2 separate regions of the Homo sapiens genome follow, and region 2 is linked to region 1. Evidence: chromatin loops called from intact Hi-C (ENCODE). Cell type or tissue: MCF 10A. All regions are shown on one strand. Links, peaks and the distances in the headings refer to the core of each region. The heading gives the core; the rest is flanking DNA.

Evidence for each region. Peaks named below come from ENCODE experiments on the same cell type or tissue, not always from the same donor. Only the 100,000 strongest peaks of a DNase experiment are listed, where the experiment ranks them.
Region 2: it touches region 1 in a loop (23-fold over the local background); 3 of 110 quality-filtered maps call a loop at or near these places.

The regions. Positions count from the first base shown.
Region 1 is chr10:111,982,104-111,998,078 of GRCh38, forward strand. No RefSeq gene overlaps it. Among named protein-coding and RNA genes, the nearest start is that of GPAM, 190 kb to the right of the region's middle. In MCF 10A, for the core only: no CTCF peak of the experiment used is centred there; a DNase peak (open chromatin) is centred at 7,538.
Region 2 is chr10:111,747,505-111,763,479 of GRCh38, forward strand. No RefSeq gene overlaps it. Among named protein-coding and RNA genes, the nearest start is that of GPAM, 430 kb to the right of the region's middle. RefSeq lists an enhancer at 9,036-9,085. In MCF 10A, for the core only: a CTCF peak has its summit at 9,132 (motif pointing right); a DNase peak (open chromatin) is centred at 9,147.

The DNA of each region.
Region 1 (15,975 bases), core at 3,698-11,697:
TCTATGACATATCTGAAGGGCCAGCATCACCACTCTTGCCATCACTTTGGAGACATTATTGAGTAAAATAAGTGTGGCTTGAACACAAGCGCTTTGATGCCACAACTGTTGATCTGGTCACTGAGGCAGCTACTAAGTGACCCATGGGTGGGCAGTGTCTACAACAGGACAAAGGGGGAATCTGTGTCCTGGGTGATTTCATCACGGTCTAGTACTCAGAGTGGTATACAATTTAAAACTTATGAATCGCTTATTTCTGAAAGTTTTCATTTAATATTTTCAGACCATGGTGGACCGTGGACAACCATGAAAAGCAAAACCTTGGATTGCGGGGGACTACTGTAATGGCCCACAGTTTCCAAAGTATTTATATATATCCTATCTGTCACAAAATCTCTGTGAGGTGGGAAAAGGTAGTGTTATATCCCCAGAAAATGGGGATAAATCTAAAACTGATTAAGGAAGTCCTTAGAGATGGGTCACATAGCCATGAGTCCTGTCTTCTAATTTCAAGTATAGTAGAAAGCCCTGAGGTATGGGAGTTGAAGAGTGAAGCCCTGGATCTGCCTCCCACTAACTAGTTGTGTGACCTCAAGCAAGTCACTTTCTCTTCAACTGGGAGCAGGGAAGGAGGCAAAATGTGATTCCACCATCACTAGTGGGCAAACTTAAAGCTCATTCCTAGAGCCCATCTCTGTCTGTCTATGTGTCTTCTCAGGTCCCTGTCTTCATTGGGACATTGACTTCAGTGTTTCCTTCTCATAGTTGCTCCTCCTAGTATTTATAGAAGAACAGAACCAGACTCATTTAACTTATTTATCTACAAGGTACAATCACACATGGGCAACTTCAGCCCTGGCTGCCTCTGCCATCCATGAATGACTTTAACATGAGGCAATTGGGTTATACATGCAGGATGGTAGGAACATTTTGTCTAGATAAAAATCATCTTTTCATCTACTTAAATCTTCTTTTGCACATAAACAAGATAATGATGCCCCCCAACTGCTCCAAGAGATTCCTTGCCACTTAAGGTAGCAAACCCCAGTTAGCATTCTCTGGTGTAACTATTTGTGAATGAAAAGCATGTAGCTCCTATTATGTCCTTTAGGCATCTTTTGAAATTAGAAAAGCCAGAACAGCCTCCCCCCTTGCCTCACCTCCCCACAGTAATTACAAATGAGAGCAGCTTTATCCTGTAGGCAGTACACCACCTGCCCCTACCCATCCCATGCCCACCCCCAAATCACCACCATCCAAGACCCATCAGGACCAAGGCAAGAGAAAGAGATTGTCCCTCACTCCCTAGCCTCATGCCCTCAGTGCTGTATTGCAGCCACTATAACCTGATGATGAATGTTGTTTTGAAAACCTGCTTCATTCCCAAAGAAGGTCTCTGGATGTTCCCATTAATACAGTAAAGAAAGGCCAGAAAGGACTGTAGATCCTGCAGCCCCTAAATTCAGCGTGGGCCAGTTTAGAATTACTTGTCAGGAAGAGTACCATTTCTACTTCTTGGCCATGTTTACTTCACGGCCCAGTTTAATCTTTCTCTGTAAATGGAATGTGTTTTCATCAGTTCTTCTCAGGAGCTGCCCTTCTATGAAATGATACACTCTAGTTAATGTACTGGAGCTAGTCTTTGATGGAAACTAAGAATCACCCTTCTTCTTTGCATTGTCTATTTAGCAATGCCAATGGCAAGCTATAGAACAAGAACTAAGAGTAGATTACAACCTATTGTTTCCTATGGTCATATTAACCTTAAAACTCAGAAAACAATGAATTTCAAACTGATGCTCCTTTAAAAGAACTACTGTGAAAATCTTTGGGATGTCTTCCTAGCATTCCAAGGGGAAAGCACTTTTGTTGCATTACAGCAACAATTCCATTGTTCCTGCTGAAATAATAATTTGTACACAATACTGCCAATCATGTCCCAAAGTGAGGCAGGCAGGCCTACAATCTCCTACAGTGAGAGTATAGCCACAAACTGTGTGTGTGTGTGTGTTCAAAACTTGTTCACTGTCAATGCGTCTCTGTAGCCAAGGGAACTGTCTACCAGACTGACTTTAGCATCCACACATTTATAATTTACCATTGTGACAGCATAAGCTGTTCACGCATTACCCAGATCCCCTTTACAGGCTGGTGCGGTAACGCTCCTCCCAGTCTCCAACTGGGAGCGTTGGCTGCAAATGGCTCACAGCTGTCACCCTTTCCTTAAGAATAATCCTTATCAACAGGAACCATTTTCTCCAGCAATCCCGTAGAGATTACCCAAAGCACAATACTGCAAGGAATGGGGCAGGGAGAAGACTGCTGCCATTGACTGAACAATATGTGTATTAGAAGCTGGCTGCCTTACCTCCCCAGGGACGACACTGGGATGCTTCTCATGCTCCAGAGCTCCTTCTGTCATCACACTGAGGCTAGGATCCTACATCTTCATCCAGGTTCTTCCCTAGTCTTCTCCTGCTTCCCTGGCTCCTTTAAGGACCATACTTGAGAGCACTCACTCAAGAAATCACTTGCATACGAATTTTGTCTGACTCTGCTTCTAGGAAACCCAACCTAAGACATTGAGTAAGGAGCAAGTCTAAGCACAGAAAATCACACCTGGATGCAAATGATGGCAGCCTCTTCCTTGTGACATGCATGTCTCTTATTTTCATCCATTGGTGCTATTTGGTCATCAAAGAACAACAGTAACAATGGAGTTTAAGGATTCGGTGTCTGTTGATAGGCACATAGCCCACATCTTACATAACCAGCAGGGATTATGCTCTAAGGAACGATTGCTATGGAAAATATGTCTTAGGAATATATGTACTTGCATAAGGTTTTTAAGAAGGTACTACTGATTTCCAAGTAAAAACAAAGTTCACTCATTTAACTGCAGGTGGAATAGACTTAAGGTTAGGGCAGATGTATATTTAACTATTGGGAAGCCTGATCAAACATTGAGGAATCCCATGTACAAAGTTTTGTACAAGTCCCTTGCATTTGAACAATTTGTCCAAACTAGATTTCCAAGTCTGAATTCCACTCAGGAATATAAATACGTGTTAATTTTTTTGCAGCAAAGTTTGTAAATAGTTTGAGTACCAGACTCTAAGCTCCTTGAAGACTGAACTTGTTTCAGATATATATGTCAATCCTCTTGAAATGGGTATCTACTATTTTTGGCCTGTCCAGCATCTATTCTACCTTCCAGTAGCAGAATCTTAATTGTCCCTTGTAAATTACCTTTCTCAACTTTCAGCCTGAGTGGCTCTGGTGAAGTTAGCATCATTCCCCAGATCCAGGAATAACTCAGGGCTAGGAAAAGTGACTTTCATATTCCTTGGTAACAATGGTTGGTTCAGGGATGGGCCCATGAGCCAAGCTTGGACAATCAGAGCTTATAAAAGTCAGTTTGAGTTTGATGCTGGAATAATTGAAAAGAATTTTGTTTCTTCTATATTTTTGAAGCTTATAGAATGTAGGCCTGCAGATGCCGGTGCCATATTTGCATAACAATGAGACACCCTACAGGAGAATAAAGTCAATACAGAAGCAAGCACACCTGAAAGATTTTAAAAAAAAAAAAAATTTTTTTCTGAACATAGTTCTGGTATTCCCATGACAAACAGCAATAAATTTTTTAAAGTCTAGGTCATTTTGAGTTGGATTGCTGTCAGTTCCAATCAGATAGCACAACTAAGGTCTAAATCCATGATAGTCATTTCATACATGTCTTAGGTAAGTTTACGTTAATCAGAATGTTTCAGTAACTTATTAACAAGTAGACAAATACTGTTAACCTACAGCAATTGCATCTAATGTAACAAATATCTATTGATTGCTTACTCTGGGCCAGATACAGGACTGGGATCTTTGAAGGATTCCAGGAAGATTAAGACATGATTCCCTTCCCTTAAAACATTTATAATACTTGTAGCTTCCAAGAGAAACCCATTAGATTTTAATGGTAGTCTGTTGTACTAATCTCCATTGGAAATAGCACATGGACATCAATTTGCAAGTTTATGTTGAGAAATGTTTTATTAAAAACCCAGTGGAGAAATAGGTGATTCAAGTTGTTTCCTGGATCTAAATCATAAATTGTTGTACCAAGCCATAGATGATGACTCCATTGGGACACAGACATGTATTTTTAAACTTTTGAGATTGGAGAGTAGCTTGAATAGAACAACCAAAAAGAACAGCCTGTCCTGTTGAATGACTCACTTGAGAAACTTTCATTTTTGTGGCATTTCAAAGCAGAATTTTCAGACTTAAAATTTGGATTGCTTTAAAAGTAGATGTGATATTTGGGTAACTTCATTTTGATGACAAACCAGGTCACCACATCATAGATATGATGCCCTCTGTTTTCATCAACCTTTTTGATAGTCATTAAATCTATTTTTCTAAGATTTGGATAAACTCATGAGCAACAGAGACATGAGTTACTAGTGGCAATATCCTACTTTTACATGGCACTTTCCTGCTTATGAAAGCATTTTAACATGTCTCATCTCCTCAGAAGTTTGGTGTCAATTCCTAAATATATCTAAATGGTTACTTATCTTTGGATGGGATGTTTTTTATTTTGCTCACTTTTATTGCCTTTTCTAAATTTCTGCTCCCCTAAGAGAGGCTCACACAATTTACCACTCACTTGAATTTTGTAATAGCCTCATAACTTATTCCCATTTCTTGGTTTTTATTCTCAATATTCCTCATGCATAGTTCTGATCATGTTTTTTCCCCAGCTCTGGTGTTCCATGCTTAATAGGCTAAATCCAGACATCTTAGCTAGTCATTTAATGGTCCGTTGTTTTTTTTTTGGGTTTTTTTTGTTTTTTTTTTTTTTTGGTGAGGGGAGATGGAGTCTCATTCTGTCGCCAAGGCTGGCATGCAATGGTGCGACCTCAGCTCACTGCAACCCCCGCCTCCCGGGTTCAAGCGATTCTCCTGGCTCAGCTTCCTGAGTAGCTGGGATTACAGGCGCCCACCAGCATGCCCAGCTAATTTTTGTATTTTTAGTAGAGACAGGGTTTCACCATGTTGTCCAGGCTAGTCTCGAACTCCTGACTTCAGGTGATCCAACCACCTCGGCCTCCCAAAGTGTTGGGATCACAGGCATAAGCCATGACACGCAGCCCCATTTTACATTTTCAATACCAACTCCTACCACCCTTCACTCTGACCAGTTTCACAGAAGAAGAGAAAGTTGGTATTACTGAAAGAAGGATGTATCTTAACGGGAAGATAGAAGTAGAAGCATATTCCTGAAGGAAGGACATGGGCAGAAATCATATGAGTAAAAAGACTCAACGTGCACCCAAGAAGGTTAAGGAGGTCAATTTGCCCAGAACCAAGCCCTGGAGAGATGGTGATACCCGCAGAGACGTGTCAGCTCTAATATTCCTCAGTTCTACTCAATAACTCAATACTCAATAGCTCAATCTAAACACTTGAATGCCCCTGAAGGAACAAAAAAAAAAAAAAAGGAACAGAAAGGAGATACAAATCTCTAACTACAGAATGGCTAGGGCTTTAGCCCACAAAGCTAGAAAAGGTAACTCAGAGGGAGAACCTCTCCAGGGCTCGCAAGTTCACGAGGGCTGAGCCTTACGGTAGAGCCCAGAGCCCAGCTCCAAGCACAGTTTTGTCTCCCAAGACTGTAGTCATCTCTTTGGTAAAGCCCAGAGGGCAGGCCAAGATGGCACTAACGTCCCACTAGCAAAGGCTGGGTTGGTCCCCAGGTTCTGAAATCATTTCAGTCGTACACACTATGGCCAGCCACTAGCTGCTGTAGTAGGAGAGAAACTGCAGCATATGAGATTTTTTTTAACATCTAGTAACAGAGCAAACTATATTTCCAAGAATGCATATCTAATATCGTTCAACAGCAGGTGGCTTGGAGGAACTAATAAGTGACTCCAGTGAAAAGCCTGTGAGAGATGTGAGTGTTCAACTCAGGCAAGTCCACACCTGTGCTGGGCTGGTTATGCCCAAGTTCCCGGGAAGCTTGTTAAAAATACACATTTCCAGGACCCCACCTCACAAACTCAAATTCAGTAAACCTGGGGTGACGCCCCAAATTGCAAACTGTTAACACGGTTTCAGGTGATTTAGATACCCAGCCATCTTTGCAAGACAGAACAAACCTACTTTACAAGTTGCCCTAGCAGAGGACGCTGCTCTCCCTCACCCCAGCTCCCTTGCTCATTGGGCTGCTGATGAGTCTACTAGGCACCAGCTGTTTATCAGTTCCTCTAGAGCAGTGGGTCCCAAGCTGTATGCACTTAAGAATCACTTAGGAGTCAAAGTTTCAAAGTCCAGGCCTTTCCCCACCCCAATTAAATCACAGTTGTGGGGAAAAGTGTTGTATTAGTTTATTCTCACATGACTATAAACGACTACGTGAAATTGGGTAATTTATAAAGAAAAGAAGTTTAAGCGGCTTACAGTTCTGCAGGCCGTACAGGCTTCTGCTTCTAGGGAGGCTTGGGGAAACTTGAAATCTTGGCTGAAGGGAAAGGTGAAACCGGGACATCTCACGTGGCCAGAGCAGACGGAAATGAGCAAAGCGGGAGGTGCTACATGCTTTTAAACAACCAGATCTCGTGAGAACTCACTCACTATCACGAGACCAGCAAGGGGAAAATCCGCCCCTTCGATCTAATCGCTTCCCACCAGACCCCTCCTTCAACATTGGGGATTACAATTTGACATGAGATTTGGGCCGGAACACAAATCCAAACTATATCGGGTGTTCACACATGTCAAGAGTTGTTTAAGCTCCCCAGATGGTTCCAACTTACAGATAGGTCTGGGAGCTGCTGCTGATCTATAGTGTTGCTGCTCAGATAGGGGTCCACAGACCAGCAGCAGCAGCGGCGTCACCTCAGCGTCACTTAGCACCTTGCAAGAAATGCAGAATCTTGGGCCGCACCACAGCAGTAATGAATTAAAATCTACATCTTAACAAATCTCCATGTAATGTGTGCACACATTCCAGTTTTAAAAGCCCAGTTCTATCGATTTTAATCCATTTGTTTGTGAATATCAAGGTCAGTTCTTAAGTAGACAGGGAAAAGAAAGACAGCACTCCCCAGCAGACAAGCAAGTTCACAGAAGCCATCCCGAAAGAAATCATGTTTAAATGCCTAATGACTACAGGAAGATCCAGTCTGTCCCCCCAGTTATTCAGCACTTACAGACACCACATGCTCGTTCTGACATTTCTATTTGGTAACTGTCAAAGCTAAAAAAGCCTTGCACATGTTGATTCGTTGGTGGGGCTCATCCTCAGCCAGCCTAGCCTGCTTAGCTATGGGAGCCTGCACAGAGAACCCCCATAGTCTCAGTGGAGCCGCGACCACCCCAGATTCTGCTTCCGTGAGTTTTGTGCTAGAGACACCTGCGTGACAGTGGCTCTGACTGCTGTGTGGCTGAGGACGCCAGAGACCCAGCTGGCAAATTGCCTGCGCGGCTCTTTCCTCCCCGGGAGAGAGGGGAGGAAAGGTTCGCAGAGATGCCGCAGGCAACACCTGACTCAGGAGGAGGCAACCTGCTGTTGAAATCTCTGGCAAGCACGAGCTCAGGAACAGAAGTCCAGAGCAGCATTATTTCCGCTGTAATTGCCAATTTGTCCATGTCAGCACGGCAGCCACATCTAATTTACCGTGCATAAGCAGCCGTGCTCGTGGTGGGAGTCAAAAACATGGCAGAGCAGCAGCTTGTTACCTACCAATGAGCAGGACTCTCCCATGCCCACGAGGATGGATTGGTCCTCCAGCAGAAGCTCTCTCTCCCTAGTCAGGGTAGCAGGAAGAGTAAATGAGATTGTCTTTCAATGCATTTTAGCTGTGGCAATTTTGTTATGTGTTGATTAGGCTACTTTTAGGGTGACAAGGAATAATCCCTATTTTTTTCTTGCATCCTCTCCTCCTTGCATATCAAAGAGGAAATAAGTTCATTAAAGATGTTTTTCCTGTCTCTCCTCTCTTCTCCCCCTTTTTAAACCCACCCTAGCACCCTTTGTAGAGATATTCTATGGATCAGTAGTAGCTAGGAACCTCTGAAGACTGCTCAAAGCAATCAAGAAAAAGAACCATGCCTCGTGAATTGTGTGCTAGTTATAAGTTGATAGGGAGAGGGAAGCCCAGACTGGGCAGATAGGAAGAATTAGCCCAAGGCATTCATCTGTAGCTGCTCTTACCAAGTTTTCAGTGGCTCCACTAAGAGTTACACTAGTGGTTCTCAGACTTGAGCATGCAACAGAATCCCCTGGGGTGAGAGTTAAAATCCCAAATTGCTGCACCCCACCCTCACAGTTTCTGAATTAGTAGGTCTGGACTGGAGCACAGGAATGTACCCTTCTGTTAAGTTTCCAGCTGAAGCTGATGCTGCTGGCTGAGGAACCACACTCTGAGAACCAGTGAGCTAGGGTGACCCCAAGAGCAGCTGTGGACTTCAGGATGTGAAGAAGCAGTATCACTGTGGAACTCACCCCATCCTCATTTAGCGAGGTTGCTCCACACCCTCACCAGCACTTGTAACTATCAGCCCTATTGACATTAATCCTTCTGGGGGTGATATACAGGTATTTCATTGTGCTTCATTGCTCTTTCTAGGTAATTCATTGCTCTTTCTGGAAATTAACATTCTAGGAAAGAGAATAGCAGAATATTACTTATTGGGGGAAAACAATCTCCAAGTTGTGGTAGAAATGAAATTCCCAGGCTTAAAAAGCATGAGAGGGGGTCACTAGGTCCCATCTATTTAATACTCGGATAAGAGGATGCTGCTCAGGAAAGATGGGTTGCGGTGGCCACTAGAGGAATCAGGGGCATACTGCACTAAAAATTGACTATGATCTCCAGTAGGAATGTGATGAAAGGAGGAAGAAGCTGGAAAGGAAAGAGAAGAGAAACCAGGGGAAAAATAAGAGGAAGAAGAAATGGGTCGGAAGAAGCCTCCATTGATCTAGGCTGTTAGACTCTAGGGGCTAAGTAACCAGGGCTCAGGCACTCAAACTTCTCTTAATAGAAACAAATTCTGCTTGCTTTTTGCTTTGCTTCTTAAGGCAAAGTAGAGGTCAGAAACTGTACCTTCCCAGATGTAACATGAAAAGCTTTTTAGGTGTTAACAATCTGGGTTTTCATTTCATTGGTGATGAAGTGCACCCCAACTGAGTAACAGAGAAGGAGGAAGCTTCCCAAATGGCAGAAACCCAATCTGTGAGTGGACTTCAAGACAAGGGCTGCTGCTGCAGAGGTCCCAGTGGAGTGGGCAGAGAGAAGGGCCTCTGCCAGGGAACTGTTTGAGTGCATGGGGGTTTTGTCAGAGCCGAGCTTCTTGGATGACTACATAGTCCTCCAGTGCATGGGGCATCCCACCCAGAGCCAGTAGGTCCAGGAGTGGTGTGATACCTAACCCATGCCATAAATTACCACACTACATCATTTGGCTGTCCTCCAGAGATATGTCTCCATGGTACTCCCCACAACTGTGAGATCAAAGAGAGGCAAAGGGCAAGTCTCTGTATGTGAACTTGGGGCTGAACAAAATACACTGCGGTAACCTCAAGCTAGATCACTGTGGAGTGGGCACCTTTATTTTTATACATGTGTTATTTCATTGAATTATCCAGACCACTCTGTGTGGTAGATATTATCTGTACATCATTTTACAGATAAGAAAACTGAGACCAAGGGCATTTTGCCACATGACCAAAGTAACAATGCTAGTAAATGAAGATTTCAAGAGTAAATCAGGATTCAAGCCCAAGCACACTCAGCTCCAAAATGTATGTTGCCTGAGACCAAAGAGGTGAGAGCAAAAGGAACAGAGTCCTATTCTTGCCTTAGCTAAACATTTTGTCCCCTTGCTTTTATGCCTTGATATCTGACTGTAAAATGAATGACCAAATGAATTCATGAAAAGCAGGGTTGAGATGAGAATGCAGAGAAAAGAAAAATAACATTTTCTTCTGTTTGTCCTGTATAGGCCAGCTTCATTGTTTTGTTTGTCTTATTTTTGTATTTTAGTTTCATGAAACTATTAAGACATATTCCAGGCATTTGAACATGTAGTTGTTCCTCTGCTGACAGTTCTTCTTTCCTATTTGCTCCCTGATTAGCCCATTTGTTGGACTAACTTGAACTCCTACAAAAGTCTCAGCTTATATATCACCTCTTCCAGGAAGTGCCCCTGAAGCCTCCTGCCTCCACCTACTCTTCCACCCACCCATCTGAGCTTCCTGCTTAGTCCCTCCATAGTACCGTTCCGCACATAGACCAAAGCTCCATGATACAGGGCCCTGTCTTGTTCCCCATGGCATTCTTTGCCCAGAGCCTGGTGTGTAGTAGCTTCTCAAAAAATATTTGTTAAATGAATAAATAACTTCCCTTGCATTTTGAGAAAATGTATATAGTTGCTGCTTAAAAATAACATATTTCTCATTCATTCCCCATCACTTTTGTGCTGTTTGTTCAAAGGAAGAAAAGTTGGATAGTATCTTTGAATTGCCAATGCTGAGCATTCGCTGATGCCCCATGCCTTTCCCTGAGCATCCATATGAAGCAGGGAGGCAGGAGACAGACAAGCAGGATGTCGCCTAAGCCCACATGGGCTGTCTCCCTTTCCCAACCTGATTCTCTCTAATGTTTGTTCCCGACCCTTTTCTACTAGATAAAAGAGGATAAGGGGCTCCTCTATGCACATCCCTTGCTGATGTGCAGCCAGGCAGTGGTGAGGAATTGAAAGCAGACTTTTTCACCTTCCTTTGTGGGTTATAAGCAGAATACCTGCTGGAACACTGGCCCCTGGAACACAGCAATTCCCCAAGCATCCAGGCTGATTGCTAAAGCCTCAGTTACTCTGACTCAGACTCAGAAGCAGCCTCATTCTCTTTTCTACTTGTACTGGAGATTGATAACTTTAATTTGATCTGAGTAATTCATGTGGTGGCCCAAGTGTCCTTATCAGAGCTGTCACTAGGTAGGAAGTTATAAAATCAAAGGCAGGCCTCAGAGAAAGGCTGGGATTGCTGGAATGGGGTTGTTTTCAACTCTGGCTGCTGCTAGTCCCAGAGCTCTGAACTTTCTTCTTGGCTTCACTCAAAAACAAAGACATGCAGTGATTCCCTCTGCCTCCAGCTAAACAGCCAGCAGCCTCACATTCGAGGCCCTCTGTGAGATGACCTGACCAGTTTTTTCAAGTTCAGTTGTCATTACTCCCTGGGCTGCGGAAGCCCACACATAGCATCCCTGCTCCCACACCTTTGTACACCCCTATTTTCTTTCCCTGCTCCCTCAGCCTGAGTCTGGAATGCCTCAGTCTCTCACCTTTTGAATCCTAGCCACCCACCAAATTCAGTTTGGGATTTATCTCTTCTGAGAATACTTGCCAGACAGCCTCAGCCTCAGGGAGTACACAATCTTCCCAACAAAAGCAGTGTCTGCAACACTCAGTTTATCTCTTAAACCCATATCCAATTAGCAACACAACACTCTACATTTTACATCTGGTTTCTCCAACTAGAATGCAACATTCCAGGGTCAAACATCTTTATGTGTCTTCTGGAACTTTGAACACAGTAGGTGTTCAATAACTGCTGATAAAGATTTTTCAATTAGGAGTTTTGCAAGTATCCTATTATAATCTAACCTTTATGTTTCTAGCAACTCCACAGACTAAAACCATAATTAGGTACAAACCTAATCTGAGCATGATGTGTGCTTGTGTGTGTGTGCTTATCTGACGTCAGTGGTGTCCTTGAAATCTAAACACAAATGTTATGGCCAGTCTAGCAAAGGCATGTTAACACTCTTTTTCATACAAACCATCCTGGACTTTGGAAAGCCACCTCGTGTTGCTTTGATTTTTCCTATATAAAACCCCTTTCCAAAGATTTCTCAGGAAATTGGTTTCTTGTCTGGTTCCCAGGAACACATACTTGTCAGGAAAGCTTTGATGTGATCCAATGGAAGCTTTTATCTGCGACACTACACACTACTTGCTCCCATCTTCCTACTCAGAAATACCCATTGCTTGTCAAATCTCTCCCCTTGCAATATCTTATGCTGCTACTATGGTTATAGTTGTCAATCACCCTGTTTCACATGTAGTTGGCTTTTATTAACTCAGGGAGAGAGGATGGTAGGCGTCCACTTAACATGTATAAAGCTGAATGTGTGTCTACATCACAGCTGCAGTCTAGAAGCTGTTTAAGGCTATCAGTAATTGCTTTGTAATAAATGCTATTAGTGTTAGGTGGAACGGCTTACATTTTTATCCAGTGGCTAATTTTCTCTCCATAGAGTCTCAGGAAAAGCTATCTTTATGGAGCCAGATGGAAAATGTAAATTATGCTTCTGTTTTCTCTCTTGCTCCCAAAGCTATGATTTATGTTTGTTCATTGTTTGTGTTAATATTTGCACATCTTTTCAAATAAACTTTGAAACATTTTACATAGGCACATATGAGTCTATAATTTAAAAAAAAAATGAAATTAGGAAAAAGAGCAAAAAAGATGAAACCAGATAGCAAATTGTATTTTGGACAGATAGATGCAGCAGTATCTCCCATATTCTAGAAGCTCTTCGACAACATGACCTCGCACATACTCCTCCCATGAAGAAGTGAGGTCTTTGTCCCTGTTTCCTAGTTGAGTAAGCTTTTGGCAACCAAGAGACTGTGGCAGATGTTAAAAGACAATTCAGCTTGTGACTTGTCTAGTGAAATACCTGCACTTGGAGCCCTGAGTTGCTATGTAAGAAAACTATCCTGAGGCAGCCATGCTGTAAGGAAGCCCAAGACACAGGGAGAAACCACATGTAAGTATTTCAGTCAGCAGTCCTGGTCTTATTCCCTCTCTAAGTACTGGTTATGCAAATGAAAGAATCTTCAGGTTATTTCAGCCGCCAGCAATAGAGTCACCTCTAGCCTTCCAGTATTCCCAGTTGAGGGCCCCAGATATCATGAAGCAGATTCAAATCATTCCCACTGTGTGCTTTTTTTGGAATTCCAGACCCACAGAGTCTGGAAGCTTAATAAAATGGATGTTGTTTTGCTCAACTAAATTTACAGTAATTTGTTCTGCAGCAGTAATAACTGGAACATGTAGTAATGGTAATTCACAGACTTGCTTAACATCAAGATGTTCAGTGTTCACCTGTGAAGGAATTGGATTCCTTTGATGTTCTAAAAGGCTTCAGTGAAAACAACTATCCTGTAGCAGCAGAATCACAGAATCACTGTGATCACTGTGCTGTTTTAGAAGTGAAAAAGCAAGCTGTCTGACTCCAGATGTGTCACTAAAAAGACACTTGACTTGGAAAACAATAACACCTGCATAATGCTCTACTTTCCATTTCCCAAACTTCCTTCTCCATTTATAATTTCATTTATTCTTCCCAAGAACCCTGGGAAGTAGAGCAAGTGTTCATCTCTCTGGACCTCAGCTTCCACACTGTAAAACTCTTATGAGACTCAAATGAGACGGAGTAAGTCAACACACATTTGGACACCAAAAAGTAAGGTTTTGCCAGCTAAAAAGACAAGAATGTCAAAACAGGTATAATATATTGATCTTTGCTAAATATGCATCATCAGTAGCTACATAAATGCACACATTCTAACGTAAACCTCATGTGCTTGTCACCTCTGAATAAATGAACTTGATTGAAAGCACCACAAATCAGGGAAACAGAAGCTTCCTTTTCCTTCCAAGTAATTCAAGGAGACTGCTAGATTCAGTCCATCCCTCCCCACTTGCCATAAGATCCCTTCAAGCAGATCACAGATGGAGCTCCAGGTCTCTTACCAGAAGTCCCTTAGGCATCTTTGCCATGTTCACCTCGGCCATGTCACAGAACAGAAGTGCAGAGACCACGGTGCATGGCAGAGCTGGCTTGTGCAAGGAGTATTGTGAGGTGGGAGAGCAAACATGAATGAGTAGTAGAAAACACTGTCCAGTGACAAACTTCACACTCACTTTCTATTCATCTCCCAGGTAGCCTCTTTTTGGAACAAAACTAAAGAACTGAGATGTTTCACGTCAACAAAGGGACTGATATCTAAGAATGAGAAGGTAGTCTTAAAAGAAGAATGCACACAGCCTGAGAGTGCATGCACCTGGGTTTGTAGCTCAGCTTGTGGGCAGGAAAGAAGACTGTGACAGGGTTATCACCCCAGCTTCACCACTGACTCATTCTTGGATAAGTCTCTACTGAACCATGACCTGCTTGGGAGCAGATTTGTGTGTGGCCCCACTATATCCCTGCATTAGCACAGTGTCTGGCATATAGAAGATGCCCAAGAAACGTTGTTTAATTAATGAATGAGTTTCTTTTTTCTTCTTCTTCTTTTTTTTTTTTTTTTTTGAGACAGTCTCACACTGTCGCCCAGGCTGGAGTGCAGTGACACGATCTCCACTCACTGCTAGCTCCGCCTCTTGGATTCAAGTTATTCTCCTGCCTCAGCCTCCCAAGTAGCTGGGACTATAGGCACCTGCCACCACACCCGGCTAATTTTTTGTATTTTTAGTAGAGATGGGGTTTCACTGTGTTAGCCAGGATGGTCTCGATCTCCTGACTTCGTGATTCGCCCACCTCGGCCTCCCAAAGTGCTAGGATTACAGGCATGAGCCACTGCACCAGGCCCATGAATGAGTTTCTTTAATGAGGCAGCCAAGATTGTGGGTTCTGCAACCAAAAATAAACTAAATTTAAATTCAAATTCCATCATTTTCTATTCGTTACTCAACATCTATGTGTTTCAGTTTCCTTATCCATAAAATGAGGACAATACTACCTCCCTGTAACAGGTGTTGTTAATGTTCTCTCATTTCCACCCCCCTTCCCATAGGCACAGCTGAGTTTCCAGCTGAAGCTGACAGCTTCCCACCTCAAGTACATCTTCCTGTCTCTTGCTTCTCTTCTGGAGGACGTTCTCCAGCATCATAAGAGCCTGCTCAGCCAGAGGCAGAGGCAATCCCCAAGTGCCAGAGGGTTGTCCAATGTAGAAGCCCCAACCTCCCCAGGCTCTGGTCGAGCAATTCTTTTTTTTTAAGATGAAGTCTCACTGTGTTGCCCAGGCTGGTCTCAAACTCTTGGGCTCAAGTGAAAGCCTCTCAGGTAGCTGTGATTACAGGCACTGCGCCACAATGCCCAGCTGGTTGGGCGATTTCAATGTCTGTTGTCAGCAGGATTGAGGTTTATTAAGACACCCTTTATTGGCTTTTCTACATGTCTCACTTTCACTTACATAAACTCAACTGTGCTTCCCAAATGGATGGTCTGCACACAAGTTCTTGTCTGGGAGTCTTTTTTGGGAGTGTTATGGGCTGGACTGTGTCCTCCCAAAATTCATATATTGAATCCTAACTCCCAACAGCTCTAAATGTGACTCTATTTGGAGATAGGACTTTTAAAGTGATTAAGTGAAAATGACATCCTTAGGGGTCCCTAATCCAATATGACTGATATCCTCCTAAGAGGAAATATGGACACACAGAGAGACGCCAGGGGTGTGCACATACATAGGAATGGCCAAGTGAGGTCACAGCAGACGGTGGCTACCAGCAAGCCAAGAGAAAGGATTCAGGAAAATCCAAACCTGTCAACACTTTCATCTTGGACTTGTAGCCTTCAGAACTTAAGAAAACGCACTGCTATTGTTTAACCCACCCAGTCTGTGCACTTTGTTGTGACAGCCCTGGCAAACTAATGAAGAGGAAAGGTAAAATAAGTCACCACCTCTTGAAGTTATTATGAGGAATAAATAAGACATTGTGTCTAAAGTACCTGGCAGGTGCCTGGAGAAACTCAATACCTGTCCTTTAGGGCTATTGTTACTGTTAGTACTAATAGTAGCAACAATAATAGCAGTGGTATCACCATTATTTGTACAATAATAATTGCTCTGCTACAATTCTTCAAATGGTAGTTGTGAAGAACAAAGAAGAAATTA
Region 2 (15,975 bases), core at 4,465-12,464, 230 kb before region 1:
ACATTGAGGGTGAGTTACAGTAAAGCCTTCAGTCCCCTACTCTGCCATGGATCTCAAAATTCCACTGCAGAAACTGAACCTAGCAAATTGCCTGGAAGGGGAGGCCTTACACAACACTCAGAAAGTACACCAGACTTTTTTAATTCCATTTTTTTTTTCTGGCCACAGTGTATTACAAAGAAGTAAAATGTTTAAATTTTTTAAAAGACAGGAAAACAAATTATATTTTCTGTATGTCACAAGGGGGAAAGGAAGAACAGAATGCAGAGACAAATGGGAAGATTCCTTTACTGTGTTTGTCTTGTTTTTTGGTTATATCCCTCTTTACAGCTGAGCTTTTATCTGTTCTGTACATCCCTGTGGGCAATGGGTCTGCAGAAACATCCAGGATTGGTCCCCATAGGGTTGGAAAGTATTCCTTTTAAAGGGCGACATCTGGACATACTAAAGTTACATTTTCATTTTCTAGCATGATGACTAATTTTGAAAGATTGGGAACCTGTGCTTTGAAAACACATTTTTCTCTCAACAGAAAAGATAGTGTGAGTAATAACACCCCACAAAAATTGATTATTTCAGCTATAAAATATGAGTTCCACAGAGAGGGATGATTTTGAGAATGAGATGAAGTTTTCAAAGATAAAAAGTATTTTCAGTCCAACTTTTTTCACTCTGCAACAAAGACACCATTATCTCAATCATGTTTTCAGCAACTTACTTTTCCTTGTTGCAGCCGTGACACACTTCATGTTGAATGAATGTTCAAAAATTGTATTAAATCAACAAAGACTACTACCAGCTTGAATGGCAACTACTCGCCTTAATTCTCAGTAATCAACTAATTAAATTTATTTATTTATTTAACTAATTAAATTTATTTATTTAACTAATTAAATTTATTTATTTATTTAACTAATTAAATTTATTTATTTATTCATTGGCTGCCTAAACAATTTTATGCAATGGAAAATGTAAAATAAATAATGATATGTAATTTCTATTTCTAGAAGCTTATAGACATATGTATTTTCTATAATTAGAGACAATACACAGACATGTATTTCTTTAATTACAGACAATACATATCTCTACAAGCTTCTAGAAATAGAAATTACAGAGACATGTATTGTCTCTAATTACAGACAATACATGTAGACAAATAACTATGACACAAACAGTATAGGACAGGGCACTGAGTGATTTAATTAATTAAATGCTGTGCTATAGATCAGGGTTTATACCACAAATGGCTAGAGGATCTGAAAGAAATGAAGGGTAGATAAAGCTGGCCTATGAAAGAATCTATAGAGATTGGTGGGGATCGTGGCAAACTCCAGAGTATTTATACTACCTAAAAAGGGTAAGTTCTACTCACTTGAGCAAGAATATGGGCCATCTCTTGCCAGTCTTCCTATTTTTCAGAAGAACCCAAAGACGTGGATTTTTGTATGTAAAATAGCTTAAAAAATTACCCTAAATGAGTCTATAATGCACAAACTGAATGAGATACATACTACAGACTACCACTTTTCGAATTCTTTTTAGAGCCATTTAGAGAAGGAAGTAATTATGTTGTAAAAGATGAAAGTATGGGTTTTAAAATCAGGCAGCAATGACCTAAAGCAAGCTACTTAACTTATAAAACCATCCCTAAAATAACAGGTAATTCTTAGGATAGCTGTGAAGATTAAATGATAGAACACATAAAAATTATTAATTAGGATTACTTAAAATTAAAAATTGAATAATAGTTTCTCTCTCGCCAGTGCTCGCTCGCTCTCTCTCTCACACACACACACTTAAAATGGAAACAATGTTGTAAAAATCTTGAAAGCAGGAAGACCTATGGCTTCTGTATCTATCTTCCAATTGTATGATAATAACAAATTCAGAGTAGATGTTGAATTAAACTGACCACTAAATTCAAACCCTCTATTATAGGTCTCACTTCCTATTTGTGGGAGGGGGCAGGAGAGGAAATAACTAAGATTTATTCAAATACTAGTTTTACACTTTTATACTTATATACCTTTTGTACACTAAACAATTATTATCTTATAGAAGTTATATTTTCACCTTTCATTAAAAATAACTGAGCAATTTTTTTTACCGAAGTCTAGTATGATAATTTTTTCTCTTTTATTCTTTTTTATAACTTTGTTTTCTAATTGACATATATTAATTGCATATATATGAGGCACAATGTAATGTTTTTATATATGTTTACATTGTGGAATGGCTAAATCAAGCTAAGTAACACATCCATCACCTCATATACTTATTTTTTCATGTGGTGGGTGGGAACATTTAAAATGTACTCTTACAGCAATTGTGAAATCTAAGAAGTTGAATTCATTGAAGTGGAAAGTAGAAAGAGTAGAATGATGATTACCAATGGCTGGGGTAGGAAGATGAGGAATGGGGAGCTGTTGTCCAAGGGTAGAAAGTTTTCTTCTACCCTTGTTTTCCTGGCATCTACTTCTAGTTAGTTTCATTATCTGTAAAAATATTATTCTTTTTCTAATAACTTTGTTTTTAAATGTTTTACAGCTTTAATGAGCTATAAATGACATAAAATAAATTGTTTATATTTACAGCTTTACTGAGCTATAAATGGCATTCTTCTACAAGAAGAATGACTTTTAGAGATCTATGCACAGCACCATGACTACAGTTAATAATAACATATTCAAAATTGCTAACTTCCTAGAGCTTAGGTCAGATTCAGGTTTGATTTTGTTATTTGTGTAGTTGTAAGACTATTTTTAGATGAACTTCCGTCTGGAAATGCATAATGTATAGTTATTTATGTTTTTGTGATGGTAGCAGCCACTGATGATCAATGCCTGGAACCATTAATTCATTAGGGATTGCAGAATAGTCATATGATAATTGTATCATTCCTTCTTCATCTGTTAGCTGAAATTCTTCAAAGAAGAAATTTTCTCATGAACTCTTTTGTCACCCTGATCTATAAATCTTACCAGAAAGACAAGATAAAGCTTGATGGTTTTCTTTAATTACCAGTTTTTAAAATGATGAATGGTTCCCTACCATCTTGAAAAGGTCAAAAACTAGTTTATTGATTTTATCATTGTTGCCATGATTAATATTATCATTATGAACTGCTGGATTCAAACATGTTTAATGTCTTGCAGTCCACTGCAGTTATCCTTACTGATGGACAAGGTTCCCCCTGTTTGGTCAGTAGAATCTAATTCAGATTGGCTGCTAAATCCTTTTGCCATCACCCTAGTTGACTTTGGTATCTTTTCTGCTTTCTGTATCATAAAATACCCCAGGATCACCTTGTATACTTTCTGCTGCGACCTCCAGAATCAGCTACTTTTACCTTTACTTCCGGTTCCTTTTAATGGAAAATGACATCGAGAAACCACAATTTGTGTATTTGAGATACTCATTCCTACTAAGTTGATTCTCTTCTTCCTTTTCCTCCTCTTACTCCTCTTTCTCCTTCTACTTCCTATTTTTGGAATAAATCTCAATGTTTTCTGTTATAAAGTAATTTTTCGCAAGGACAAACCACACTCTTTCAATATGTAGGTTCAAAACATAATTTTTTTAATTCCAAGAAGTTTTCCTGACTTATGGTGATTAGAATTTGTTCTCTTCCATTCCTTTGAATTTATCCTTTAGTGACTCAAAACATATGTATAATTTTTCTTCTTTACCTATATTCTTTTCCTGTCACTTTCACACAAATCCTTTTGGTCTGTTTTTCTATTTTTCAAAATTCTTCTTTTTCATCTTCTAAGGAATTATCTTTGGATCTATTTACTCACATATTTTTTTCTAGTTTAGTTTTTATTTCTGAATTTTTTATTTTGTATTATTTTCTGAGTTCCACAAACTCTTGATCTAATCTTCCTTTCCTCTGATCACCTCATTTCTGAATTTTGATAATTCTGATATATGCTTTTTTTCATAGCTTCTGTAACTTCTTAAATTTCTTCTTGTTCAGTTTTGAATATTAGGTAAGATTTCCATTTGTTTTCCTGGCATCTACTTCTAGTTAGTTTCATTATCTGTAAGAATATTATTCTTTTTCTAATAACTTAGTTTTTAATTGTTTTACAGCTTTAAAAGAGCTATAAATGACATAAAATAGTGTATAGTATAAATGTAAAATTTGATAAGTTTTGACATATAAGCATGAAACATTGACCATAATTAAGGTGATAAATATTATCTATCACCCATAAATGATTTTTCATGTGCTTTTGTCATCTGTCTTTCTACTCCCACCCCGCTAAAGGTAACCACTAATCTGCTGTCATATTAGTTTGGATTTATATGAATAGATCATACTCCTCTTAATTCTTACACTCAGGATGATTATTTTAATATTGATCTACATTGTTACATTTATGAATAGTTCTTTTTCTTTTATAGTTGAGTAGAATCTCATTGTATGCATATGCCAGAATTTGTTTATACCTATTTGCCTATTGATGGACACTTCAGATCTCATTTTTAGCTATTATAATTAAAGCTGCTATAGACATTCATGTACAAGTGTTTATGTAGATACATGCTCTGATTTCTCTTTGGTAGTTACTAGTTGTGGAAGAGCTGGGTCCTATGCTAGGCATATGTTTAATGTTTAAAAAAACTACCAAAAGTCTTCTAGAGCTTTTGTGTTCTTTTACATTCCTATCAGTTCCAATTTCTCCACATCTCTGCCAACATGTATTATGATCAATCTGCTTAATTTTAGCCATTCTAGTAAGTGTGTAGTGGTATCTCATTGTGGTTTTAACTTGTATTTCCCTAATGACTAATATTGAACATCTTTTCTTGTGCCAACTTTCCATCGATATATTTCTTTTGGTAAAGGGTTTTTACAACTCTTTTGTTCATTTTTTAACTGATTCTTTTGTCTTATTACTGAGTTTCAAGTGCTTTTTATATACATTCTAGAGACAAGCTCTGTATGATGTATGTGATTTTTTTAATCTTTTATTTCAATCTGTGATTTGTCTTTTTATTTTCACAAAAGTATCTTTCAAAAACTGGAAGTTTAACTTTGATGAAGTCAAGTTGTTATTTTTTAATTGTAGAATTTGTGCTTTTTGTGCCTCATTTTAAGAACCTTTGCCAAACCAAAGGTAACTAATAGTTTTTCCTAATTTTATTTCTAGAAGTTTTGTGATTTTAGCAAACATATTTGGGTCTATGACTCATTTCAGTGTAATTTTTATGTAGTATGAGCTAACAGTTAACATTCATGTTTTTGCTTATTGGATATTAAGTTTTTCCCAGAGCCACTTGTATAAAAGATTATCCTATTCCCATTAGATAACCTTGGCTCCTTTGTGGAAAACCAGTTAACCATATGTACGTAGACCTATTTCTAGACACTCCATGGTGTTATATCTGTATTTCTAATTTTATACCAATACCACACTGTCTTGATAACTGTAGCTTTATGATATGCATTGTAATCAGATTGTGTAAGATCTCTAATTTTGTTCCCTTTCAAATTGCCTAGGTTATAACAGGCCTTTTCCATTTTGCTATAAGTGTTTAATAAGTTTATTGATTTCTATAAAAATTATCCTGAAAGAACCTATAGATCAATTTGGGGAAAATTAACATCTTAACAAAATGTAATATTTTTGATCCATGAACATGGTATATATCCACAATTTAGGTCTTCTTTAATTCCTCTCAGTAATATTTCGAAATTTTTGCCTAACAGGTCCTGCATATATGTGGTTGAATTTATACTTAAATAGTTCATGATTTGCTTGTTTGTTGTTTTGTGTGTGTGTATGTGTGTGCTATTGCACATAGTGCTGCTTTCTAAATTTTAACTTGAAAATTTTTATTGCTACAGACAATTGACTTTGTATTCTGCAACCGTGCTGAACTCATTCATCAATTCTTGTAGCCTTTTGTAGATCTCTTGGAATCTTATACACAGATAATAATGTCACCTATGACAAGAAACAGATTTATTATTTCATACTCTCCCTCTTTTTTTTTCTTTCTGCATATTTTAAATTTTATTTTTCTTGCCTGACTGCTCTAAAACTAGTATCATGTTACAAAGGAGTGGTGAAGGTAGACATCTTTAATTTGTGTAAATCTTAGGAAAAAAGTATTCAATCTTTTACCATTACACAATAGGTTTTAAAAGATATCCTTTATCATCTTAAGGAATTTCTTTTCTAGTCTTATGTTACTGAGAGTTTTTATCATTACTGAGGTTTGATTTTTTTTCAAATGATTTTTCTTTATCTATTAAGATAATCATATGGTTTTCCCTTTTAAGTTTGTTATGGTGATTTATATTAATTTGTTTTTGAATGTTGAAATAACATTGCATTCCTCAGGTAAGCCATACTTAACCATGATATATTATTCTTTTACATATTGTTATACTTGACTTGGCACTATTTTGCTGAGTGTTTTAGCATTAATATTTATGAAGGATATTGTGCTGCAGGTTTATTTTCTTATAATTTCTTGGTCTGCTTTTGGTATGAGGTTAATTGTGATCTCCTAAAGTGAATTTAGTTTCCATAGCAGATTTGAAATTTTTTTAAAAAAATTGGAAATTGTCAGGATTTTAGAAGAATAAAAAGAAAAGTAGCAGGCATTCTGAGTTGTAGTAGATAACAGCAAAAATGTAGCTATGGGAATGCTGAGGCCAATTCAGGGGACAATGAGAAAGCAAGTCTGGTCTAAGAGGAAGTATGGGAGAGGGTTGGAAGAGAAAATTGGGCTGGTACTATTTGAACTTTGGGTTCCAGCTTGATTACTAACTGCATGACCTTAAATAAGTGACAACCTCCTTAAGCCTCATATTTGTCGCCTCTAATATAAGGATAACAATATCCCTTCTTCATAGGATAAAATGAGATAAAGAACCAAGCCTAGCGTTGGGCACATGTTAAATGTTCAGCACATGTTTATGATGATGATGGTAGAGATAATAATGATAATGGGATTAATACTGTGTCATCAATGCCCAGCTATAAACCAAGGTGTTAGAATTCTGTTCCATAGATGATAGGGAACTACTAAAGGGGAGAGTGTTAATGATCAAATTGACTCTTTATGAAGATGAATTTGACTATGTCTTCAAAATGGACTAGGAGATGTAGATCAGAGGGGCAGGAAATAAAGCCAAAATTTTCTGTCTAATAAAAGTTCCGACATGGAAAAAAAAAAAGCATGGAGAAAAAACAATAATGTACATTTTTCTCTCCAACGAGAACACTGTTTTTCTACCTGAGGTTTTGTCCTGGTTGAGCATATATACATTTGGATATTTTCCTACCAACTCAGAATCAATATCAAATTATCTTTTTCTCTAAGATTTGGAATTCTTATCCTGTGATGTAGTCAACTATAGACAGTATAATTGGAATCAAATAAATAGAGATTTGAGACTGATTATCAGGTACTTAATGTTCTTGTTCAAACCAATACGACAAGGACTGAAGAGAGGAGTATAGGACAGGGTATACTTTGCCTAAACAAAAAATTTTCTAATCACTTCCTAGAGCACTGTTTGCTTATGAAGTATAACCTTGTTTAGCCACACTGAGAAGGAGCTCACCAGTCTGATGGGACCAATTAATGAGGCCAAACTGGCAAAGACTTAAGACAGCCGCTTTCTATAGCTGACTAGGAGGAAATAAACATACTCAGTTTAGGAACAGTAGTTCAACTTTCTTTTTGCCAGATAGTCGTTAATGCACAAGATGGCCATTTAATTCATCAAGATGGCTGCTTTGATATTTTCTCCATTAGTAGGTATGAGTTTTTACTGAATTGCCTACAAATCTCTTGGATCACCTTTCCACCAAAAGTATATGTTTCTGAACTGGAAAACTGAAAAAAACAATAACAGTCTGTGTATAGTCAGTAGAGCTGGTCTGTGTCTAAGAAACCAAGTGGACAATAAATGGCCTGCATCACTACCCTACTGTGACATTGCCTTCGAAATTGAAATTTGATCTGGCTTCCTTGGGACTTGGACTGTATCTCTGCGGATCCTTTTAAACCTTATCTCCTAGTGCCAAAACATACCACCACCCTTTCCCCAAACCACTGGCAAAGTCAAAAATTACAAAAGATACCTTTTCATCCTCGATCTGAGCCAGCTATTATTCTACCCACTATTCTAGTCCCAAACTAATCTTTGTTCATTTAATCTACAAACATTTATAGAAGTTTACATCTGTGCCAGGGATCTTGTTTGACCCAAGAGATAGATCCCAACATTCCCAGGACTGGTGTGTAGCTCAGTTTCATACATTTGTTCCAGCCCATATGTTCTTCATTCATGTTTCCAGTCTTCAAGCCGGCAATTCCACATCTTTATCCTCCATGATAGTAAGAGCTTTCCTTATTTCCCTAATCATTTTGTACCTAGTTCCTAAGAGAAACCACAATTGTTGCTCTGAATTTCCCTTTCCTAATTAACACGGTGATAAAAGTCCAAATACTCTCATAGCTCAACAAAATGTGGGTCTGTAAGGACATCTTATTTACTTAGAAACAAATGGCATTTTAATCCGTAGAACATTTTGTGTTAGAATGGTTATCCTTTTAGTTATTGTTTCTACTGTCAGAAAAAATATATATTCTAGAAACACTAGTTATTACTGCTCAGTAAAAAAAGGGTTTGAGGTCTTCTGAATTATTAGTTATAACAAACTATTCCCTGAGTTCATGCTATTGTATTGTGTTTAAAACGATAATCTTTTCAAAAATTAGCGTTATTGTTAATTTGTGGAATCATAATAAAATCTGGTGCATAATTCTAAATAGGCAGGCAAAAGAACAGCCCACTCCAGGAAGGAGACCGGCCTCGCCCCTGTGTCTGAAAGCCAGCAGCTGTGGAGCTGGGGGAGCAATAAATAAGAAAGAGTCTATGGAGAGGACAGAGACAGCATTCAACTCAGCAGAGCCCAGCCTTGCTGTGACATGATATGATCTGGAAGAAATGTGACCTGTATTCCACATTGACCACCCTTGCTCCTCCCCATCCTGTAGAAGACGACCTGCATCTCGGGTAAATTCTGTTAGAAGAGTGAAGCCAGGGATGCAGCAAGCCGGCACAGCTGGGCAGAAAAGCAGTGAACTGAGTCTCATCCCACAAGAGGGAGCTCTCGGTTCCGCACAGCTTTAAGTGACTGCACCTGATGCAACTACCCAAGCAAATCCTTCACGTGGATTTCTGCTGCCATACTTTCGTTACTGAAACACCATTTTATCATACTTCGTACAATCAGGAAAGATCTGTGTCTCCTCTCCCTTCTTTGCAGTTTGTCTCTACAGTGTAAGAAGCTGGAAGGTCCTTATAATTTCTCTGGGTAAGATTTGGTTTGAATTAAAGCTAAGAGAAGGACAGGGACATAAGAGATGTTCGTGTGAAGAAGGCAAAGGGACTTGTTTGTGTTTCTGCCGGAAGACAGGGAGCCTACTGTTCTTTGGGTTAAGGAGAGCAACCATGATGACTCACAGTAAACATTTCCAATGACAGAGCCCCAGGTTCTGGAATCCAGATCCTCTTCTCAAGTTTCCCCTCACCATACCCTTGTCAAATAAAAATAAGTAAAATCTTCCATGTTATAATCCTTTAGGGGAAGAACACTTCCCTTCGTGACTAGAGGCCATGTATGCAGGATGCTAGACACCACTCAAAGCTATCACCTCCCATTCAATCCATCAGTGAAGCTTGCCAGTTCTAGTTTTGAAGTATATCTGGAATATGACCACTTTTCACCCTTACCACCTCCTCTGCCAGCACCTGGACTGAGTCACCATCTCTTACTTGAATTATTGCTTTTGCCTCCTTTCTGAGTGCTCAGTTTTCAAACTTGCCCCTATAGTTTATTGTCTATTTTAAAACCAGAATGATCCCATCACAGTGTAAATCCAATTTTGTGACTCCTTTGCCCAGCATGTTCCAATGATCCCCTCTTTCTCAGAATAAAATCCAAGGTCCTTGCCTTGGCTTCGGATGTCCTACATGATCTGGCCCTCTCATCACTCTGATCTTGCTTCCTATCAGTTTCTAACTTGGCGAATTTACCCTGGCCTGGAACATTCTAACACCCTCCTGCCTGAGAACCTAGATACTCACTGTTCTCCCTGTCTAGAAGTTTCTTCTCCCAGATAGCTAATGGAGAACTGCCTGATTAGGCAGAGGGAACAGTGACTCCTCTCTCCCTTGGTCACTTTTTTGCTCCAGCCACTCCTTACTGGAGGCACTGCCCCTGCTGATCCTCAAATGTGTGGAGCCTCATGCCTCAGGGCCTTTGCCTTTGCTGTCCATTCTCCTTGGAACATGCTTCTCCCAGATATTTGGGCAGGTTACTGCCTTGCACTTGCACTGCACTGCCTTGGTCTCTGCCCAAATGTTACAGTCTGAGAAAAGCTCACCTGACCCTGATTTCCAAAAAGGACCACTTTGTTTCTCATCTTTTCTTTTTTACTTTGTTTTGCTTTGCTTCTTAGCACTTATTACCATCTGATATATTATTCTATGTTTACCTGCTTTATTGCCCTCCCCCCTGCAATAGAATCTAAACTCCCACAAGTACTGGAACTATATCTTTTTTGTGTGGTCATCATGTCATTTATGAAAGGAGTGATTAATAAGTATTTGTTAAATAAATGGGTTGATAGATGAATGAGTAGCCCTAATGAAACAGGAATAAATATCCACATCTTACAGATGAGAAATGAACAGACTGCCAACCCAACACAGCCAGCAACCAGTACAGATGAGATCCAAATCCAAGTCCATGCTCTTAACCACAGACTAAACTCTGATTGATAGTATAGTCCCTTCCTGATGTCCCCTGGAGTTGCAGTACCATGTAGTAATAGACAAGAGAGAATGAGGCACGTGCTAACTCCTCTTTCTTCTCCAGACAGGGACACTAGTGAAACTCTCTCCTCTCTCTGAAGAGGGATTAATAACACTTTCTAATTTTGCAGATCTTAGAAGGAAAGACAAAATTAAGTAGATGCCAGATCTTGGTGGTTTCAATTTAGTTACAGGAGAAGTAGGTTAGTGACTTTTGTAGGTTCCAGAACAATTTCTGACTATCATAGGGTTATTTAATACATTTTTCTTTATTCCCACATAAAGCCTGGTCTTTTAGAAATATACAGCAAATGCACTCACGTAGGAGAAACCTGCAGGGCAGCATAATCTAGCAAACTACATGAGCAAAGGGAAGTCTTCCAGTACTGATGGGTTTTCTTCTTTGCGGTGACAGCCTGCCATTTTGGAGACGTGATTATGTCAGAAAACATTCTTTCTTCTCTGTGTCTATTTTCAACACAAATACATAAATGAATGACAATATCTCAAACATATTATTACTAGGTGTGTGATGCAGAATTATGTCTCTGAGAAAACAGTTACCTTCACTATCCACAATCCTGCTTGTAATTCTTATTAAACTATTGTAGCTATTCAAACTTGTGTGTGATGTTTGTGCACATATGCTTGCATAAGAATGAAAAAGGTGTCTGCCCATACAAAGGAAGTCCTGATGAAAGACAACTTCATTTCTTTGTCATATAAAATAGACATGACCTCAGAAAAGTGGCTAAAACTTTCCACAAACACTATGTTTTGCACCTGACTTCACTATATTCTCAGAATTCTTTCATTTTCTATTTAGATTCTGTCCTATAAATCTGACCCTTTTAGCACACCTTTCAAGTCATCTCCCATCCTTCATACCCAAGATGCACATTACTTTAGCTAAATCCTCTGTCATCTCTCACCTGGAGGATTGCCATGGTCTGTTAACTAGCTTCCAATCTCAGTCCAACTAACCTATCATCCACCCCAATGAATAGTCTTTCTAATCATTTCTCTTCCCTGCACAAAACCCTCCACTGGCTCCACATTATAAAACAGTAGATACCAAGCTTGGCATACTGGTCATCTGGGATGCTTGTAAAAATCTGTAGGATGAGACCCCACCTCTGGGAATTCTGATTCAGTTGGGTGTTTCTAATGTGGAAATCCCGAGGTCTACACTTTGAGAAAACTATTCTAGAGACTAAATTGCAAATTCCTTACCACAGATAACTATGATCTGCCTCCTCCTTATCTCTTAGGGATAATTTCTTACTCTGTTCTCCTTCCCCACCTATCATCCTGCCTTCCAGCTATGCTGACCTACCTTCAGTTCCCAGAACCTGTCTTGTTATTTTAGAATTTATGTCTTTGCTCCATCAGGTTAGAATAATATCTTTCTTCTAACTTATCTGCTTGGTGAACACCTATACATCTTTCTTTATGTGAAACTATTTATGACACCACCATGTTCCCCAGGTAGGATTACTCTCTCCTTTCTATTTCCATTTTATCCATGTGGACCTCTTTCATAGCTCCTCTAGCACCTAATTGTACATACTTGTTTTCTTAAGAGATTAGAAGTTCCTTGAATTCATGAATAAGAATTCATGTTTCATACCTCTTTGTAGCCAGGCATCTGGCGTTGTTCCTGGCACACAGAAAGTGCTCAATAAATGTATGTGTTATAGAATAAATGCAAAAGTAATACAATTTAAGAAATTTATACATTATTTCAAATCATATTAAAGCTGGGAGTCAATGTCCTCCAGCCAATGAATAATGAAGAAAAACAAATCCATAGTTTTACAACACCAAAGCTCATAGACACTCAGTCCTCAGTAGCTTGGGGTACCTCAGTCACTACCAAACTTTACTTTTGGAGAGTTTGTAAAATTCAGATTCTTGAGCCAGTCCTTCAGAGAATCCAATTCTGAGTTTCTGCAGTGCGGACCCACAAAGCTGCGTTAAGCAAGGGCTTCAAGTGGTTCACATGCAGGTGATACCAACAGCACAAGAGGGTGACTGCCCTAAGGGTTGTTTCTCCGCTGAAAGACAGCAGGCAAAGCTTGATGCACAACTCAAATCCTGCAACCCAACACGCTGACACCTGCCAGTATTAATATAATATAAAGAAGCTTAGCCGTGACAAACAAATTTTCCCCTTACGACCCACTGGCGATTGTACACACAATTCAGAGCTGTCAAGTCATGGTCGGTAGAAGACCATAATTATTAAGATGCTAATTGTTGACCATAGCAGTGGAAGTTGTAAAGCTTTTGGGGAGTTAATTGCCTGAGTCAGTGGCCCATTCCAGTGAGCCATGTACACTCTTGGGGGTGCAGAGTCTATGAGTTTCACTCTGTCCTCCAGGAAGCTTGGGGTCAGGCCTGAGAGGCTATGATTTATTCAAAAGTTAAAGCTTTACCAGAATCTCTTCCCCACTCTACAACCTTCCTTGTTGACATTTAAAAGTGAGAAATTTTAGCAGAACAAAACTGCTGGGGAGATTTCTCCACACTATTACTAGTCATAATAGGAAACCAGTATAAAGGGCTAGTCTCTCCTGACATCGCCCCAGCCCTTCCGCTTCCAGGTTTAGCATAAAAACTAATCTTATCAAAACAAGCAGAATCCAAAAGAAACAGGTATTCTGGACAGACATTCTGGGAGGCGTGCCCTACAGAAAAGAAAGTGAAGTGAGGTGAGGGAGTCTTCAGTGGCTTAATACCTCCTGCTCCTTCACAGTCCCTGCTGGGATCTGATCCTTATTTGCGGGTAGCAAAGACAAAGGCAGGTAAATCCATTCTCTTTGATCTAAGTTCTGAAGCCTTCTTGATTTTCCCAGGGGTAAGGAGAAAAAAAAATTACTCCTGTGTGCATTTGTTTTATCTGCAACTTTGAAAACAGTACCCCAGACACAAGGAAATTGTGGTTATAATTATGGGTTTGGGGAGTTTGGTAAGAAGCCATTTTTCTTAGGCGAAACTCTAAGAAGAAAACAGGCAAGAGGCTTTGTGACTTGGTTATACATGTTGAAGTAGGCATCCTGTGTGGGTAATGCCACCTTCTTAGTCAGATTATATTCATGTGAAAGGTGGCCTGAGGAGGGGCCAGGAAATGGCACACAACCCCTGCAATTAGGACTTGCTGCTGGGCCACCATTTTAAGACAGGAAATGCATTAAGCAAAGAAAGGCACGTTAATCTTACTACCTTGTGGAGAATGCCACCCACCATATCTTCCCACCAGAACAGGTACAGAGAGAGTTGTTAAGAACACTGAAAATAGTCTCCCTTTCTTTTTTTATTCATTTTTAATTGATAAATAATAATTGTACAGATGTATGGAGTACAATGTAATGTTTGATCTATGTATGTACTACAGAAAGACTCAATCAAGTTAATTACCATATCCATCACTTTGCGAATCTGTTATTTTTTGTGTGGTGAGAATGTTAACAATCTATTTTAGCAATTTTTAAATGTTCAGTACCCTTATTGAGCAAATACAATATCTTCCCTAAGAAAATCAAGCACAAAACATAATGAGTTGGAGATTAGAAATCATTTAATATAATTTTTCTATTTATGTAATTCACATTTCACACTTATTAAACTTTTTTTTATGTACCTGACTAGGTGCTAAGGATTCAAGGACAGATTTACATATGGAAAAACTAAATGTGGTCGTTTGTTTGCTGATACTATTAGAGGAGTGGCCTTGGCTTCTTATTTAATGATTCTGTACCTTACTTTCTCATTTACAGAATATAGGCAATAATGACACTTACTTCATAGGGTTGTTACGAGAATTAAATGAGATAACCCATATAAATCAATGAACCTGGTGGCTGGCAGAGAGGAAGCATTCCGTAAATGCTACCTGCTAGTCTCAGTTACTGCAAGATGCTGGGGTACAGTGATACAACAATACTGGCATGCCTGCTGCCCTCTAGGGGCTTAAAGTCTGTCATACGTATTAATGTTCCAAAGAGGCTGTAGAAGATCTGTGACAGAGTATAGTCATCACCCAAGGGAACGGTGGTCAATTTGAGCTGGGAGAACCTGCAAAGCCTCTATCAAATTGGCAGACTGGGACAGAGGCCAAGGGGTACTGGAAAGAGTATTTCAGACAGGCCAATCAGTATGCAAAAAGCTGGTGCAGAAAGCCAGGACTGCTCTGGACATGTAGAGAGTTCCTCTGAGCTAGAACACTGAACTGTGGGCACGCAAAGACTGAAGAGGAAGCTAGAGGCTACATCATGGAGGATGTACGTGCCATTTGGTCCTTGCTATGGGTTGAATGTATGTGTTCCTTCAAAATTCATATGTGGAAACCTGACCACCAAGATGATTGTATTAGCAGGTGAGGCTTTTGGGGGGTGCTTAGGTCATGAGGGCTCCACCCTCTTGAATGAGATTAGTGTCCTTATAAAAGGGCTGGAGGGAGCTAGCTAGGTCCTCTGCCCTTCTGTCTTCTGTCATGTGAGGACACAGCAATAAAGCACCATCTTGGAAGCCAAGAGCAGCCTTCACCAGACACTGAATCTGCTGGCACTTTGACCTTCGACTTCTCTGCCTCCAGAACTGTGAGAAATACATTTTTATTATCTATAAATTGCCGAGTCTGTGGCATTTTGTTAGAGCAGCAGGGATAGACTAAGATAGTCCTTCAATAAATATTTTTAATTGCCTACCACATGCCAGGCATCATCTAAAGTGCTATAAGAGAAAAATAGAAGAAAAAGCTTTGCTTCAAAAGCTATTCACAAATAACCCTTGCTCAGGGCAGAGTAGATCATAAATACCATGACACAGAAACCAACAAGGCTGAGGTTCTGTTCCTGCCCCAGACGGTGACTGAGCAAGTTAATTTACCTTTTTTTGGTTCACATCCGTGGACTGATAATAATAATTCTCCCATGCCTGCTTCACCTGAGAACAAGGAGGAGAGCTCAGAATACCTGAGTGGACAATGATGGGAAGGCACCATGAGAACTGTAAAGCACCATTGATGCAGGAGAGGTTATGATGAAAGGATGATGATATTGGTATTGATAATGGTGAAGATGATGATTATGATAGTAAAGGGGTGGGAGAAGATATGG